Regions from separate parts of the Homo sapiens genome. Here region 2 is linked to region 1. A link is a contact called in ENCODE Hi-C or POLR2A ChIA-PET data. All regions are on one chromosome and are shown on one strand. Each heading gives the region's core, a stretch centred on a gene start or an enhancer-like site at or near the end of the contact. The rest is flanking DNA. Distances are from core to core; before and after follow the strand shown. Region 1 overlaps CACNA1C (calcium voltage-gated channel subunit alpha1 C). Region 2 overlaps CACNA1C (calcium voltage-gated channel subunit alpha1 C).

Region 1 (5,912 bases), core at 1,423-3,922:
TGGCTGCCTGTGGTTGTGGGAAGTCCCTCACTCCTCTGTCCTCAGTTTTGTCATCTCTGAATGGAGGAAGGGAGGTTAGATCAGGCTTCCAAGAGTCCTTGAAGTTCCTGAAATTATATATAAAATGTGAATGTGTGTCAGGCATTTGTCAGGAGCTAAAAGGCCATTGCCTGTGATTCTCAGAGGTCCCTGAACCAAAGGCTAAGGGCCACCAAGTGAGATGCTCCCCAAGGATCCATCTTCCTCTTCCCGATTATGATTTTAGAACTTCCAAACCTAACGTGTGTTGTCAGCTCAGACAAACTCAGCATTCAGGTTGTAGAGACAGATGATGGATACTCGGTCAGAAATGCCCTATAAATTAGCTGCTTTAAAAGTATTGACCAAGTAGCCTTCCAGGAAAGTTCCCCAGATATGGTGGTTCTGGTGTTCCCACCTCATCTGCAACAGCCCTGGGAAGCCTGGCTCCTTGCCTCCAGGTTTTCCTCGATGTAAGGCCCTCCACCCCAGGACACTGTAGCAATCCTGGGGCTAACCCTGAAGACCATTTCCACTATTGGGCAGCCTTGGTGGTTTCCTTGTCGTAGAGAACTAACCCAGTTTCCCCAGACTGGCTACCTTCTCATCATCTCACCATCTCTAGCTTTCACTCAGATAGAATGATCTCAGAGCAATCGGCAGCATTTCTCATTTGGAATTTTACTAACAAATTAATAATAATGACTTTGACTATGGGGATGCTTAAGAAAATCTCCCAGTCCTTGGAGGTATCCTGGGAGAAGATAGAAACAACTCTGAGAATCAGAACATCTGGGAGGATTCTGCAGATGGATCCCAGGGACAGCCCAACAATCAGAGGGCCCTCCTTCAAAGCAAGTGCTGCCTCCAGCCTGGGGCAGACCCATCCCTCTCTGTGTCATTTGTTTTCCCAAACATTCCCTTCTTAAACTGGGGTTCATGAAGTCTATAGATGGAATTCCAGAGGGTTTATGAACTTGGAGAATAACTGGATCTTTATTATCACAGGCTTCTAGCCGAAATTTCTCACGGTATTCCTTCGCAAGTATAGACAACACACCACAATAGCATTAGCAGTTTCTGTTACTTTGTCCACCATTAGAAACCATGGATATTTTCTTATCACGTTAAGATGGTTGCAAATATCTCAAAAATATTGTTTGCTTTCAATACTACTTCAAAATTCTGGTAATCCACTAGATTTTGTTATTTAACATATTATCAAAGAAGCATGCATATTTGTGTATTACAAAATTGTCTTTAAATATTTTTGATATCTATATTTCAACATAACTGGCTTTATTTGCAATCCTTTATTTCCATTTAAGAACATTATTCTGAGAAGGACCTACAGCCATCATGAGAACCACCAAAGGCAGCCACAGCACAAGAAGCTTACAGACTTCTCTAAATTGGCAATTCACATTTCAATCCTGTGCTGCTTGTGTCTGAATCATATCATAGGGGGAGCTCTGAGCTTATGTGAACATCGAGGCTGTGAGAGACAGAAAGGAGAGATGTAGGAGCCAACCTTGTGTGTGCTGAGATTCGAAACCAGTCATATATCCCATAAGCAAATGTTCCTGAACTGGCAAATCCCAGAATGTATTTTGCCCTGGGCACCCTTTACCTCCTCATTAAATAAGAAAATAACCCATGAGTATTTGAAAGGAACTTGCATCGATGTGGAACTGACTGACTTAGAATAGAGCTCATCCGAGATCTTGAGATGGGCTTATTGACACAACCGCCTTTCAGCTGTTCTTGAGAGTCCCACAGGATGGGGAAAGCCTTGGTATTAGTCACTGGGATCAGAGCTGGGAAGCTGCTTAGCTCTGGGCTCAGCAGGCTGGACCAAGGCCACTTGTAGGTAAGAGAGGCAGTGTTCCCTAATGCACTCTAGATCAGCTGGAACTAGTTTGTAATCCTGGATTCAAGTCCCAGCACTATCATTAATGAACTGTGTGATCCAGGCAAGTGGTTTATCAGCCTTCTCTTCCATAAAATGGGGTGCTGTGCTGTGTAGGTGTGCCTGGCTTGTAAGCACTAAACGAGTGTAGCTATTACTATGATCATATGCAAGCAGCACCTGTAGCATTTGGAAGGCTCAGGAAAAGAAGGGTGGGTGGGAGCAAAGGCAAACAAGAGCAGTGGAGACTAAAGCGGGTTGTCTCGTGGCGATGCTTAACCTAGGGGCCTGGAATTTCCCCCTTTGCCTGGTCTTACTGTCATTGGAATAATCGTAACCACTCCTGGGTGGTAAGAGATCAGCAACATAGCTGTAGTTCGTTGGGTGGCAGGAATGTGCCCTTTGTCCTTGGTTTCTAAGTAATGATGTCTTCATGTCCGGTTGAGCGAGGGGTCAGCTTCAACCCTACGATAAACCAGTGGAGTTATAAATGGAAAGCCTGAATTCCCAGACAGAGGAGGCGATCCAATGAGACAGCAGAGTAAGTAGGGAATTTTCACTGCCTCGTCTGCAATGATAATGTGAATAGCAATAATAATCATCCTAAGAAAGGATTTTGTCTCAGAGCCAAGGCAAGGAAAAGAGCCTTTTCCCATGCCTTGCTGGGGAGAGCTGAACACTCAAACCACGTCAAAATAGAAGGAACCAAAAATACAGTGAAGTACCCTTTGCCCCAGTGAGAAGCCAGTGCAAGACAACGCCCTGCAGAATGGGCCAGAGGGCAGAAGAAGAGGCCAGGGCCCAGTCCTGAATTTGTCTGTTGGTTCTCACTTCCTCCTTTAATCATTTCAGAAGAGCTGTTAATGAGCAGGAAATCTAATTGATTAGCATTTCATCCTGGCTTCCCTTTCTGCCAAAGGTGCTAATGAGCAGGGAAATCACAGATCCTCCGGGTGCAAGGTACTTGAGAGGTTGTGAATGCATTTGCCACCCCTACATGGAGAACCTCATCTGAACCTCAGCAAACTGATAAGGACCACTCTGATTTTTAAAACCCTCCAGACAAGCTGCCTTCCTTCTGTGGATCACACACCACCCAGGTTAGCAGCAGTGCCACCAGAAACACTGTTGCACTCAAGTTTTCTCGCAGGTGACTCATCTGCATGCTCCTTGGCGGAGAATCGCGGGTTACTGTACTGTCTTTGTGTAAGAGTTCTTCATATTCTCGAAGATGTTTGTTACATCTTGTTTCTACTGTCTTTCCTCCAGGTTACACATTGTGCGTCTTTCACCCTTTCTGTGCAAGTTGTTCTTTCTGACCCTAATCACCTTATGTTGTTGGATCTTACTCCAAGTTCATCTACTTTGGTCGTGGATTCGGAACTGAGCCTAGAGTCCATGAAGGACTCTAGCAAGAATGAGCACAATTAGAGGTCTCCTGGCACCCTGTTGTTGTCTCCTTTTTTTCTTTCTAACAAAAGCCCATGGTCAGTCTCTCCAGTTCATGACTCTTTTTCAACCCCAGCCTCCCTTTCTCCGTTTGTGTACATGCCCTATTTTTCTTTTCCTGGTAGACAACCCTGCACTTTTCCTTCTCTGAGCAGCAACAGTGAAAGGGAAGGGAGGTGGAGGGAGAGTAAGCCACATGGGCAACCTGCAACCTGGGTCTCCAGCCTCTTGCAGTCTTGGTCCTCACCGTGGCATAGTATAGTACCAGTAGAGGCACTGCAGGGACAGATGAACTCCATAGCAAGGCATTGCAAGAGGCCTTTGGAGAAATTCCTTTGCAATTTGAGCAAAGCCCACTCCTTGGCTTAGCAAATCTTTTTACTTTTTGGTCTGCTAGAATTTACTGCATGCGTAGTTATCCAGAAGGTACGTCTCTGTCCCATTCGGCTTTATTAGACGCCATCTGGAAAGGGGCTGGGAGTGGTCAGCCTCAGGGAGGGGAGCCAACTGACCGTGAAAGGAGGGAGATGAGAGCGAAGTAAGCATAGTGCTCGCTCCCCAAGGATTGAAACTGCCTGCCCCGAGCTGAAGACTTACAAAGACGTAGTCCAGATTCCCAGAGAAAATGAGGCTTTATACCCATAACAAGTTGTAATTTGAGTCACCGGGGAAGTTAAGAAAGTGAAAACATGAGCAAATGCCAGTGTGATGGAATCAGAGTCTCCATGCTGGAAGAGACTTCAGAGGGATCTGCTTGAGCTCCCTGGCTTTATAGACAGGAAGACCGGCCCCCTCAGATGCACACAGCCAGGTACTGCACGGCCGGGCCAGAGGCTTTTCTGATGCCTGCCTCCCTCTCCCGGCAACGGAACCTCATCACCTAGTTCTGATAGGAAAAAAAAAAAATGAGGTGATCAGAAAACAACTTCCTCAACTTTCTCAGTCTCCACCAGCAACTAAAATTGTTCCTGTATCCCCCTCACCTTATCCACTTAGCACCCCTACACCCAAGGGCAGCTAGGACCCGCTGCTGTCTCTCCATGACCTCCCTCCCTCTGTAGCCTTAGGTAGGCCCCTGGCAGCTTTTGCCTGGAAATTTGCAACAGTCTCTTGACGGGTCCCCCTGCCTCCCTCCATTCTTAGTTCACCTGTCACTCTGTGGCTGCCTCACCCATCTAAGAAGCAAACCTGGTAAAATTGCTTCTGTTTAAAAGTCTTGAAATCCTGCAATGGCCTCAGTGGCCCCTAGGATAACTATAAACTCCTTAACATGGGCTACAAATAGGTGGTTTTCACCCCTGGGTGTATATTAGAATCACCTGGGATCTTTTTAAAATTACCCGTGCCTGGGTCTCACCCGTAGTGACTCCATAGAGTGGGCCTGGGTGGGGCCAGTGGTGTCCTACAGCTGGAACCAGCCCCAGCGACTCAGGAGAGGCCATCGCTTCCAGGAATCTTATGAGTGGGTTGTTAAATGACCATTATTAAAAATTATACAAACTTGTAAGTAAGTACATTATGTTAAAAACAAAGGTAATACATACTCAAAAGTCAGGTTTGCCTGATGCCTTTACTACCTTTCGAGGTAATTTCTATTGATTGTATCTGCTGGGTGGAAATACTATATAATGGTGTGCTACTACACATCTCCTCCCAACTCTGCAGTCAGTGACATCCCATTGGTAGCTTGAAATTGACCATGGCATGAGTATTTACATCATAGAAATTGGCAAATGCTACAAATCAGCCCCTGCCCCCCAACAAGTCATTAAACACTGATATCACTGGCTGCGGCTCAGGTATTTACATGATTTTTTTAAAGCTCCTCCGGTTGATTCTGATGAGCAGCAGAGTTGAGAAGCACCAGCCAGGATCTGACTCTTTCTGCCTCTTGAGCAAGCCTCATCTCTTAGAAAAACTCTCCTCTTCCCCCCAACTTTCTTCAGTCCTGCCACACACAACCAACTGCAGTGGCCCAAACACGAGTGCCATGTTATTTCTCATTCTGTGTTTTTACTCCTAGACACACTGATTCTTCTGCCTGGAATGCCTGTCACTTCCTTGTCTGCCTGGCAAGCACCTGTTCATCTTCCAAAACTCAGCTCAGTACTTTGTCCTGTGTGAGCTCTTCCTATACCTCCTCCCCACACAGGTTCACCACTCTGCCTCTGTGACCTGTATGTCTTCTCATTAAAGGGCTTTTAGAATTTTATGGTGCTTTCTGATTATGTGTCTCTATCTCCACCCCCATTAGACACTAAGCACCCGAGGGCAAGGGCGTGCCCTGTTTCTCTGCATCCCAGCAGGGAGTGCAGCACCAGCATAGTAGATGCTCAGTCCGTGTTTACTGGATGGATAAATGAGCTAAACCAGGTTTCCTGACTCCTGGGGCAGCCTTCTTGCCACCCCAGTCCTCCACCTGACCCAGCCTTTCTAAAGGCAGGAAGAGTAAATTACTGCCATTCCTGTGATGGACCACATTCTGAGCTTGCTGCTGCTAGACGTGGTGTGAAGATGGTTCTCACAGCTCTTTTAA
Region 2 (5,804 bases), core at 3,003-5,502, 200 kb after region 1:
TCTCTGCCTTCCCAGGAGTGTTCTCCCCTCTTAGAGACTGGATCTGTTCCTGGGCCACAGCCTCCTCCTCCCTGGAGCCCCAAGCATTCTGAGGGGCTCCCAGGTCAGGAGGGCCCCCCCACCTCACCATCCCTCTCTGCTCCTCATCTGGGGCCTCCCCCAGACTTTCTTGCTGACGGCACCTGGCCCTCTCCCTCTGCAGCCATGACCTGCTTGTCAGGCTCCCGTTGGTCCCCATGGCTGTCAGACATACCTGGGTCTCAGGTATAATCCCAGTTGCAGTTATTTCCCACATGCCTCTTTACTTCATGAAAACGAAGGCTCCAACCTTCCATGACCATTAAGGCTTTTCCAGAATCTTCCATGACAGTTGAGCGCACAGAGGATCTCTAGAGGATTTGTGACTTCAGTGCACATGCGGACACTCTTCCCTCGGATACAGCTGGAAATTCTTGTTATAAATATGCTTAAAGTTGCTGGTTCCCAACTCCCAGTGTATTGGCAGGTGTTGGACTGGTCGCCTGAGGATTACCCCAGCCCCAGAGTCAGCCCCAGAGTCAGAGATTAGGGTTTCATGGTGCAAGGGAGGGACCTGGGAATCAGGATTTAGGAAATGCTAACACACCCCTACTGGTATTGTTGTTGTTCTATTATTAATTAATTAATTAATATTTTAGGACAGGGTCTCACTCCGTCACCCAGGATGAAGGGCAATGGTGCAAACATAGCTCACTGCAGCCTCAAACTCCTGGGCTCAAGTGATCCTTCCATCTCAGTCTCCCCAGTAGGTGGGACTACAGGCATGCACCACCACACCCAGCTAATTTTTTAATTTTTTAAAGATGAGGTCTCACACTGCTGCCCAAGCTGGTCTCAAACTCCTGGCCTCAAGCAGTCCTCCTGCCTTGACCTCCTAAAGTGACAATCCTCCCAAAGGGGGTTATAGGCATGAGCCACCACCATGCCCAGCCACCTCTACTGATGTTGATCACCGGGCAGGCTTGGGAAAACTGCTTTAGCTGTAAGAGGGGAGGGTGTTCTACCCCCAGAGAGGTTCTCTTACTTTTTCCTTTAAGCAGATCACTACAGCCTCTAGCCTGCAGGGGCTCCAGGCAGTCCATCACACATACTGGGTTGTACAGAATTTATATAAGGACAGAGTTGGGAAGCTGGAGGGGGACAAAACCCTGCAATCTTCTGCCGTCTAAAATTTAGAGCCTATTTTGGTGAGACAAGACTGTATAGAACAGATACAAATAGATGTATATTAATATTCTGCAACAGAGGGGGTATGGCTGGCAGGCAAAATAGAAGTAAGGAAAAGCTGGATTTGTGGAGGCCAAAGGTGCCCTCGAGGCTGCAGGTTGGTAAAGAGTTCATGTTGCCATCCAAACTATGACCCCTCTGCTTCTGTCCCTTGGTGTGGAACCATTCTCTGCAGAGATGAGCCCAGGCTGTGGCTGCAATGGGAGTGGCTTGCATGTCACTCACTGAAGCAGCAAAAGCAATCCACTGTCTGGATTGGTGATGAGCTGGGAATCTCTCAAGGGAGTGACCTAGGAGGCAGGTGGGCCAGAGGGGGCCAGAGGGAAATGAGATTGTTCTGTTCTTGCTCTTGCTCCCTCAGGGCCATGTCCTTTTGCCATGGTGCACTTCCTGGTCCTGAGCTGACCCTCACACAGGTGCCCACCCTGCATCCAGCAGTCATTAGTAGGTTCCCCCTCCCACTTTGTCATGAGAAAGGGATTTTCCCAGGATCGCTGTATTTATAGTGGAGAGAGGCCCCAGGACTGTAAGGAGTGGGGACCTCCTCCCCAGGAATCCCACTGAAAGCCCATGTCCCCTCAGGACCGAGCTCCTGCCCACTCAGAGGACTCGTGCTTTGAGCTGCCCCAGTGGGTGTGACAGGTTTGCTATAATCTAGGATTTCCCAGACTCACCTGCTGATCAGAATCCTGTAGGATGCTTGTTAGAAACAAAGATATCTGGGCCCCAAACTACAGCTAATGAATCACAATCTCAAGAGGAAAGGCCCTTAAAGAAACAATTCTTAGGACAGCGTAAACTTGGGAAACCACCAAGCCATGAACTCTCTCTTACCCGTGGGTGACCTAATTCCTGCCTCTGCTAGAAGGCTGCTGCCTATAGGCTGAGCTCAGACTGGCATTCATGGTGGGGGAAAAAAAGCTTTCTTTCTGTTTAGAGACCAACAGTGACAACAATGATTACCAACCTTTATCAACTATGTGCCAGGCACTCTACAGGGGGCTCTTTGGGGAAAGGTGGATCATGTCACGCAATCCTGCCATAGCCTAATGAAGCAAGGGCTACAACAATCTCCATTTTTTTGATGGGGATGCAGAAGGCAGGGAAGTGAAATGTCTTGCCCAGAGGCACATGCAGCAGGTAGCCGGCAGAGCTAGGTCGCGGGCTTCTGACCACTGTCCCCCTCTCTTCCCCAACAGATTAATCATCTTGAGACCTTGAATTAACTCCCTCCAGGGTGGCAACTCACACCACCACCAACACGCATCCCCCACGGGCAGGGAAAAAGAGCATAGAGTGGCAGCTCCTCTGAGAACCTGCAGTGGGCAGTTGTGAGAATGAGGCACGATGGGGAGGACAGCAAGGGGCAGAGTGCTGACCTCCCTCCTGTTGGCTCTCAGGTACTGGAACTCCTTGAGCAACCTGGTGGCATCCTTGCTGAACTCTGTGCGCTCCATCGCCTCCCTGCTCCTTCTCCTCTTCCTCTTCATCATCATCTTCTCCCTCCTGGGGATGCAGCTCTTTGGAGGAAAGTTCAACTTTGATGAGATGCAGACCCGGAGGAGCACATTCGATAACTTCCCCCAGTCCCTCCTCACTGTGTTTCAGGTATGGACTCTTCTCTGCTGGGATTCGGACTCGGGGTGGTTGAGTGGCGGGGTGGTGGGAGGAGTGTGGGAAGCTGCACCCTTTTACCGGGCAGCCACAGCCATCCTAGATCAGCCCTGGAGAGCCCATGCCCGGGAGAGTCTTGAGTTTTTTCTGTAGTTTCCCTGTCCCCATCTGCCATGGAATTCCACTAGTGGGTGGACCATTAGGGGAAACAATATAAGTGGTTTAAAAATGCCTTCTCAGGAGAATCTCTTGAACCCAGGAGGCAGAGGTTGCAGTGAGCCAAGATTGCACCACTGCACACTCTAGCCTAGGTGACGGAGCAAGACTCCGTCTCAAATAAAAAAAAAAAAAATCGTTCTTATCCATGGAATCCTTTACTTAAATTCTCCATGAAAGCCCAAAACATAAAGAAAAGCAGACTGCTCTTACTGGGGGAGGGGAGGGTGACGAAACCCTGGCTTTCCTACCATGCTTGTCTCTTGAAAAAAATATTACTAGCCCATCAAATTTGTGATTTCATAGATATTTTGGCTTAGGGCAAACTCAAAGTGGCATCTATTTAAGTTTAAAAGCAGATCGATTGAGAGGTAAAAATGAATCACATGTAGATGTTGTCAAAGTCTTGAAGATGATGCCCCAGTGACGAATGTTTGGGGAAAGCTGGTGTAGCCTGTGGCTGTCTCAGCAAACACACAACTGCAAAAGGGTCCTGACGCCTTACCCCCAGGAATGGCTGACGGTCAGCTCAAGCATGTGTGGGGAAAGTCAGAGATCTTTGGGCCAAAAAGCCCTTTTAGTCACCCTTCAAATAATATTATGCCAATAGCCAGGCATTTTGTCTAAGGACAGTTCAATAGCTCAGAGCCCCTGGGGAGGAGAATTGGGGGCCAGGAGGAGGGAAAGAAGTGAAAGGGAAATTTTGGACAATTTTGTTGACGTAGTGGGGCAGGGCAGGGTGGTTTTGGGTTTGCTGTTGGTCTAACGCTGTGTCCCTTATTGGTGGGAATGTGTCATTCAGATCCTGACCGGGGAGGACTGGAATTCGGTGATGTATGATGGGATCATGGCTTATGGCGGCCCCTCTTTTCCAGGGATGTTAGTCTGTATTTACTTCATCATCCTCTTCATCTGTGGAAACTGTATCCTTTGCTGCTGCCCCCCACCCCTGCGGCCCCCAGCCCCCAGCCTGCAGCACAGTGCCAAACGGGCACGCCCCTCAGGTCCGGGCGGTCCTGCTCGGGCTCACACCACCCAGCCTAGAACCCCATGGCGGCGGAGGTGGGTCTGGGTGGAAACCTGCAGCTTTGGCATGGGTGAGGTTCACCTTCCTGAACCCTCCGGGCCCGCAGCGGCGCCGCGCTCCGGGCGGGCTGTCGCCGTAATCTGGGTGAGCGGCGCCCCCTGGCGTTGCGGCGTGTGCGGCCACTCACACCGCCTGCGATAGGGACGCGCGGGAGCGGGCCGGCTGCCCTGGGGCCGCGGCGTCTGCTCAGAGGCGGGACGCTCCGGGAGGGAGGATGAGCCGTTGTCCTTCAAGTGACCTTCAGCTCTCCTCCTGCTTTTTGGTCAGCAGCCCTCTCTCTGATGCTGCTCTCCAGGACTTTAGTCACGGGCAGAGCTGCACAGACTTCAAACAGCCCCAAAAGCTCCTTCCTGATCCCGGCTGGGGCAGGTTTCCAGGGCACAAGCCACGGGTGCTGCTTCTCTTCCCCAGCTCATAACCCCGAGAGAGTCACGTCCAGAGCCAGGGGTAACATAGGAACAGCTCTGGGCCAAGTCCCAGCTAAGGCAGTGCAGAAAACACAGTCATGGAAGCCTGCAGACAAGGTTTCCTCTTTTCCCAGCTGGATGACCTCTTGCAGATTGAAGGTCCTCTACCTCAGTGTCTGTAAAATGTGGCAATGGAATCATAGAACCTACTACATAAAGGGTCGTTGGGAGTTTTCATGGGATCATGCATGCAAGGCCTCTGCCACATTCAGAAGCCACCCTGGACAAAGCCCCTCTTCCCCAGCCTGGGTTGCTGCGGCTTCCCTGTGTGTGAAATGATATGAATGTCTGGGTGCCTGGGGCCGGGGGTCAGACTTCACAGACTTAAAGCCCCCTTCCAGCTATGCTTTCGTTGATTCTGCAGTTCTCTGACCCACAGTGTTTCTGTTGGTGGAGTGGGGAGGAGAAAGGGCAAAGAACTGTCTCCACTGGGAACTCCCAAGCCTTGGCTGGCTCCAGATGGACCCTCCAAGGGTCTTCGTGGGTGCAGGCTCACATTAAGAGTTGGCAGAGATACCAAGCCACCCCCTCAGCGCCCAGTTATAATAAACCGCTCTTAAGAGCGTTCTGCATCCTGCTAGAGACAATGCTGTTTATAATGTCAATTACAGCCAGTCATCTCAGCAGGGAAAGCAATCATGAAACCCAGCAATTAAAGTGCAAGGCAGGGCTTGCTGCCTCCCTCCCGCCTGCTCCAGTGTGCAGGCTAGCCTGTTCTCATCCCTCTTGATAGCTCCAGGTAGCTAGGAGGGTGATGGGGAGGAAGGGGAGGGGAGGAACACTGTTGGGGTCTGACTCCCTCAAATTGCTTCCCCCTCAAGCTCTCTCTGCTGAGGAGCTCTACCCTGCACGCCCCACATCCCCCGTGCCCCTGTGCCCACCAAAACCCCAAACCAAGGGTCATTTTCTTTAAGAATGGACACAAACAGATATCCTACTGAATGTGTTCTTGGCCATTGCTGTGGACAACCTGGCTGATGCTGAGAGCCTCACATCTGCCCAAAAGGAGGAGGAAGAGGAGAAGGAGAGAAAGAAGCTGGCCAGGTAACCCTCTAAGCTTGCCCAGGCCTGGGGCTCCAGGGCTCCCATTGTGGAATGTCTTCCCACTGGTGGCAGAGAGAGGCTTGACTGCTAGCCTCTGTTGGCTCTCCCTC

What was found. Hi-C counts contacts between places; a loop is a spot of excess contacts on that map. ChIA-PET counts read pairs that join two places held with the same protein, here RNA polymerase II (POLR2A). Pooled maps may share reads with other maps.
Region 2: a loop to region 1 is called in a map of heart right ventricle, with 3 times the contacts of the local background. The contact joins two enhancer-like sites. A Hi-C loop is called at or near these places in 22 of 168 maps with a recorded cell type or tissue (A673, HCT116, MCF 10A and 10 more), 5 of 37 single-sample maps with no recorded cell type and 25 of 50 pooled maps. POLR2A ChIA-PET finds 5 or more read pairs at or near these places in 1 of 52 experiments (activated CD4-positive, alpha-beta T cell).

What each region holds. Positions count from the first base shown.
Region 1 is chr12:2,381,104-2,387,015 of GRCh38, forward strand. All of the region lies in intron 3 of CACNA1C (calcium voltage-gated channel subunit alpha1 C), which reads left to right. Among named protein-coding and RNA genes, the nearest start is that of CACNA1C-IT3, 110 kb to the left of the region's middle. Within about 2 kb of position 2,673, at least 6 of the 41 ENCODE cell types and tissues checked have a DNase peak (open chromatin) inside an H3K27ac peak, as active enhancers do; they include heart right ventricle, where a contact is called at or near this core.
Region 2 is chr12:2,578,924-2,584,727 of GRCh38, forward strand. CACNA1C (calcium voltage-gated channel subunit alpha1 C) reads left to right here. Exons shown (of 47, transcript NM_000719.7): 14 at 2,667-2,874; 15 at 3,899-4,019; 16 at 5,580-5,694. Among named protein-coding and RNA genes, the nearest start is that of CACNA1C-AS2, 90 kb to the right of the region's middle. Within about 2 kb of position 4,253, at least 6 of the 41 ENCODE cell types and tissues checked have a DNase peak (open chromatin) inside an H3K27ac peak, as active enhancers do; they include heart right ventricle, where a contact is called at or near this core.